Linked DNA regions of Mus musculus: region 2 is linked to region 1. The links are chromatin loops, found by intact Hi-C in ENCODE. Cell type or tissue: heart. All regions are shown on one strand. Each heading gives the region's core, and the rest is flanking DNA. Links, peaks and the distances in the headings are about the cores only.

Region 1 (2,814 bases), core at 256-2,755:
TCAAGCCAAAAGTAAACTTCTTCAAGGTTCATTTAAATGCTGGTTCTAGGGACATGAGAAAGATTTTGCGAACAGTTTACAACTTCTTTCCTGTTAGAACACACAGGTCTTAGAACGATATGAAACCGGAGAAGAAATCAACAAGATTTATCAATGGATCACAGCAAAGACTTGAAAATATGCAAGGGGATATATTACAGAGATATTCAGTAAATATACATTATTATAAAGCTGAGCCTTCCGAAAAATACTAAGAGATTACTTAATAAATGTATTTAATGCAATTGGGTAACTCTGAGAAAGATGAGGGAAGTTGGATTTCTATCTCCTTTAAACCAAACTTAGTTTCAAATGGATCTTGGTTTTCCTGCATAAAATGAAGCTGTAAAATGAAGCCAGAAGAGTAGGCAGGGAATACCTGAAGCATGCAGGAAACAATACCCTACTCTAGCCACAAACAAAAGAAATATTTGCAACGCAGATTCCAAGAGCTGCCTTCCCTCCTGAGATGTTGTCTGTGGGAACCTTCTAGAGAGAGCCTGGAACATGCTCACAAGACACTGTTGCAGGGACTGTCCATGAGCTATAATATTTCTGGTGGATTTATCAGTGCTTATTAAAATTTAGAGACCATGTATTTCTGTGATCAGAGCCATGGAGAATTTGCCCCACGCTCCTACAAGCTGAGGTTACACTGGAGGGTCAGGGCTGTCAGTCACACTTGGATCAGGCTCCGCCCACATCCCCTAATCCTTCCCCCTCCACTGAAACCATCTCTGTTCTTTAGGACCAAACCCAGATCAAATGACCACTCCCCAGACAGCACCAGGTCCTTCTGATGCTGACCTGCAGCATCTTGAAGGCTGCATGAGCTCCACGCATGTTTTCATCTTCTAGAGCCAGGCTTGAACCATTGTTTTGAATGAAAGAACAGATGAATGAATGATGTATAAACATGATAAGCTGCATCTCCTGAATGAATGAATGAATGAATGAATGAGTAAAGGAGATGAACTAGCTCAGTTGGTCTCCTTAGCTGGTGAGATTAGAGCCAGGACTGACACTTTCCCAGTAGGCTTAAAAAGAGAAGAAAGACATACAGCTTTTAAATCGTCTTCCAACGCGCATAAGGTTAATCTTGTATGTGAAGATTATTTTTAAGTATGCAAAATTACATTACCTTACAGAACGCAGTCTGAGTAACTGGTAATGAATCATGAATGTGGCGGGTTGGGTTAGATTGGATGAAACCAAAAACTCTTAAACTCGGAAGCCTGGCTTGTTAAATAACAATGCTCCTGTAAACAGGCCTGTGAGATTTATTGTGCCCCTGGGAAAGTCTCTGGAATGAACACAGAAAATGCTTCTGTTGATTAGCCTTTTTAGCTCCAGGCCGAGTACTGACCTAAAAGGGAAAGCTCTGCCCTCCAGATTTTACATAATGTGCCCTTATCAATTCCTGTCAGGAGAGAGTCCCCCACAGGGCTATCAGCTAGGGGAGGTGCTTCTGCCTGCGCCAAGTGCCCTGTGTCTCCAGAGGCTGCCTGGGAGCTGAGCCCATCACCCCTCAACCAGCCCCAAGAGTGAAGATTGGGGTTAAATGAAGACGGGATGCAAAGAGGAGGATGAGAGAGACTCATACAACCAACAAGATGATGAATGCATGCTCAGACAAAGAGCGGAAACGCTGTCCAAGTGTGCGTGACAACCAGTCCAAGGTCGGAGGGGAACTGTGGCCAGGCCACAGCTTCTCTGGCCACCTCCTTGGGGCTGGCTCTGCAGCAAGAGGGATCATTTTTTTAGGATCATTACCCAGACAAGCCCTGGATCCCCAAACATATTTTTACTGGATAAAGGAAAGGAAAGATAACCCTTCTAAAGAGGACACAGAGCATCCATTTAGAGCCAGTAACAAGAAGCCTCTGTCAGCACTCCAGCCCCACTTACCCAACTTTTGGGAGATTTCCCAAACAGCTCTAAAAAAGGTATTCAAAATGGGAAATAAGAGCAAAGACAGAGAACTCAAACATCAGGAGAGCGACGGGAGAACTAGAACATTCTAATACAGGGAGATGGCATGCTAGACTGTGAGAAAATGGTGTTTTCTAGCTGGGATAGCACATTTCCATACATGACTCTCCTCCCCTCAGTGGCCATCTTTCCCTGTGCTCCAGTGAACAAACCCTCCTCCGCTCACCCTCCCTTGGAAGCACCAGAAAAGCCGCTGCCAGACTTCTGAGATTTGCCCCCGTGGTGTCAAGATGGCAGCTTTGTCCTGAGCATTCTTGGTACACCTGCCTGGAGAACTCTTCCTGTGCGCCACTGTGTACTGGTCACGTGGGAGACAGGCCTGACGCCTTAGCACATACATGAAGAAACTACCTTAGAACACCAACTGTGTGTGTGTGCGAGTCCAGTCACAACCCTGACTGAGAAACATCCACTCAGAGGACCACCCAGAGACAGAATAGAAGTGAGCGGCAAACTTTCCAATAACAAGACCCATCACAGAAGGGTTGGCTGGTCAAACTGTGAGAAAGCATTCTAGCCGGTTGCTTACTGTACAACCCTGGGAAGGTGCCCCAGAAATGTTGATAAACTGCCAACGAGGTCTCAGGTCCAGTTATGGCTCAATTCTCCGAGAGAAAGCCTGTAAGGGTGCTTCTACCGATCGTGGGGTGTTCTGAAGGAGATGGAGCTGGACGAGTGTAGAGCTCCCAGCCATAGGCAGGCAAGCCAGGTGGTTGGCAGTGGTCTGTCCGCTGTGGGAGGAGCCCTGAAGGCAGGAAGGCACTGGTTGGCAGTCCACAGGCA
Region 2 (2,814 bases), core at 71-2,570, 52 kb after region 1:
ATATGAGATCATCTCAATGCTTGTGCAGGAAGATAGAGATGAGAGCAGATCCCGGGGGAAACGGAGCCGTGAGCTCTTACCCTACCAGGAAAAAGAGAAGCAACACACATAGACAATGTTTTTTGACTTCAAAGGGAAATAATACACAGGCTAGAATCCTACACTGAATCGAATCACCAACCCCCCAGCCATAATGGAGGCAAACTAGGTCCTCTCTCCCAAGCCGACTCAGGGGATCGGCTGAGATGTCTCAGGAGCAGAGGGCCTTGCATTCTGACCTTGTACTGGGCCCATGATTCATTCATCTACTCCATGGTTTGTATTGCGTGTCTGCCGTGTGCCAGGCACTGTTCTTTTCTGGGCTCTGGTGACACAGAGGTGATAAAACAAAGTTCTGAGCTGGGTGTGGTAGCACATGCCTACAATCCCAGCACTCGATCGCTCTCTCGGAAGAGGAAGGCAGGAGGATCAGGTAAGGTTACACAGTGAGTCTGAGCTCAACCTGGGCTTCAGGAGACCACTGTCTCAAACAAAACAAAACAAAACAAAACAGCAACAAAAGCACCCAGTTCTTACAATCATGGAGTTCTCATTTTCAAGGGGTCAGCTAAGGAGCAAATGTTTCATTAGGGAAATGAGCAGGGTCAGATTGGGAGGGTAGAGCCTGCTGGTGTACTAGATCAGAGGTAGGGACCCAGAGCAGTGAGAGTGTCAGGCTGGGTGACGGAGCTGGGTCAGGCTCCAGAAGGGGGAAGGATAGTAGTTGTTGGGACCAGATCTCCTTCCCAGTTAGCCTGGGTATTAGCATTTCCTGAAGAATCCCCATCTTTTCTGCACCCTTTGGTAGGTGAGTTCTTCCCAGAGCTTCCCTCTGCCCCAGCAGGACCAAGCACCCAATTACTACATGGCAGGGCCTATCAGGCCTCTTTCTTCTCTCTGTGGTACGGAGACTCTGCAAGGGAGATGAGACTGCAGAAAATGTCCTATAATAGTACTGTTCATGTGAATTTTCATAAGCCAGACAGGCAGAGAGAGCCCCATCAACTTCACGTATGGATGGAGAAACTGAGGCAGCGCCAGGTAAAGAATGTGACAGGGCCACGGATCACAAAGGTTTCAGCGTGGGCTGGAGAGATGGCTCAGCAGTTAAGGACACTGACTGTTCTTCCAGAGGTCCTGAGTTCAATTTCCAGCAACCACATGGTGGCTCACGACCATCTGTAATGGGATCTGATGCCCTCTTCTGGTGTGCCTTAAGACAGCTACTGTGTACTCATATAAAAAAATAAACAATAAAATAATAATAAAATAATAATTACAAAGGTTTCAGTGCACACTCTGACTTGGGTCTACTTCAGGGACGGACACTAGGTTCATTCTTTTTTCTTTTTTACTTTTCCACGCAGGTAGAAATGGAGCAAATGATCTTTTTCCTTTAGCATTTAATTACATATAACTGTCTTGGAGTTCACGTCAGCTGTCTTGTTCTCTATACTCACAGTAACAGACAGACACCAGAATGATTATCGAAACAACTAGGGAGGGGAGGCAGCAGAAGCTAATGGCTTGAATAAACTAAAGCCCACTTCGATGTTTTGATGGAATTAAGCAGTGACTGCCTCAGCCTTTCCTTGCAAACAGGAACTTCCTTTTCTTGGCTGCCTTTAGGTCCCAGCTGTGTCCCAGGTGCAGAGGAATGTTTGTCTTTGCTGGGCAGAGACCTGCGATGGTGCAAGACCAGAGGGGTGGTGCATGCCAGCCTGGGGAGTCAGCAGCGGGGCCTGCTGCTCCTGCTGAGCAAGGACAGGAGGGTGGCTCCTGACGCTTGTTCAAACACTGAGTCATAGCTTGCAGGAAAAGCCAGGCAACTTCCTGACCCGACTTAAAGCACTGCCCTGTCTATTAGTTTTATGACTGCTCTCACCTCAAATTCCTAAAATTCCCCGGAAGAGAGAAGCATGCCACTGTCTTCAGTTCACTTGGAATGAACCAGGAAGAGTAAAAACGGATGGTGGATGTACAGGCGGACATTCAAAATGACTAAGAGTAGAATCTGGGTTTTCCTTACAGGCGCATTGATTGCAAAACCCTTCCAACTTCTTTATGGTTTTGGTAAAACACCGGAGGCAGCAGGGAAGGACTTCTCCTGGGATAATTTCAACGTCCCTTTGATTGATTCATTCGATAAACCTCCATCCAGCTTCCCGACTCTCCATACACCTGGGACGCTCTGCTACCTTTTGAACCCAGCTGCCTTGAAGTTACTAATTGTTTCCTTGCACTAAACTATTTTCATCCCTGTGTGCCCGCCCCCCTAGATTCCTGAACTTCGGGAAGATGTGGGGTGCCAAAACGACTTCTTTGTTCTCTGCTCTCTCCAGCAGAGATGCCAAGAGGCACCAACCAACCACTCCCTCTCCAGCCTGAAGCACATTTCCTACAAGCACAAGAGGCCAAGCCTGGGAACAGACCGGCAGAAAACAACTTGAGCAGCTCCTGCCTACCAGGAACACCTCCAGGAGCTGGAGCTGGTCAGTGCTCCAGTAGGCTGTGACATATGAGATGCACCATCACAGCTCCACTGGAGATGGAGAGGCTCCCTCCATCACTCACCCCAGTCTGTTTCCTGGGCTGGAGGTCCACTGTCCCATGACCCTAATCTTCCAAGATTCTTTCGTTTATTGCCATTTTTTTGTTTTTGTTTGTTTGGTTTTTGGTTTTTCGAGACAGGGTTTCTCTGTGCAGTCCTGGTTGTCCTGGAACTCACTCTGTAGAGCAGGCTGGCCTTGAACTCAGAAATCTGCTTGCCTCTGC

Evidence for each region. Hi-C counts contacts between places; a loop is a spot of excess contacts. Peaks named below come from ENCODE experiments on the same cell type or tissue, not always from the same donor. Only the 100,000 strongest peaks of a DNase experiment are listed, where the experiment ranks them.
Region 2: it touches region 1 in a loop (1.9-fold over the local background); 4 of 42 quality-filtered maps call a loop at or near these places.

The regions. Positions count from the first base shown.
Region 1 is chr7:65,415,966-65,418,779 of GRCm38, forward strand. It overlaps a transcript of Tjp1 not described here. Among named protein-coding and RNA genes, the nearest start is that of Tjp1, 46 kb to the left of the region's middle. In heart, for the core only: no CTCF peak of the experiment used is centred there; a DNase peak (open chromatin) is centred at 1,576; H3K4me3 peaks cover 351 bases; H3K27ac peaks cover 2,360 bases.
Region 2 is chr7:65,468,054-65,470,867 of GRCm38, forward strand. It overlaps a transcript of Tjp1 not described here. Among named protein-coding and RNA genes, the nearest start is that of Tjp1, 98 kb to the left of the region's middle. In heart, for the core only: a CTCF peak has its summit at 1,244 (motif pointing left); a DNase peak (open chromatin) is centred at 1,768; H3K27ac peaks cover 1,608 bases.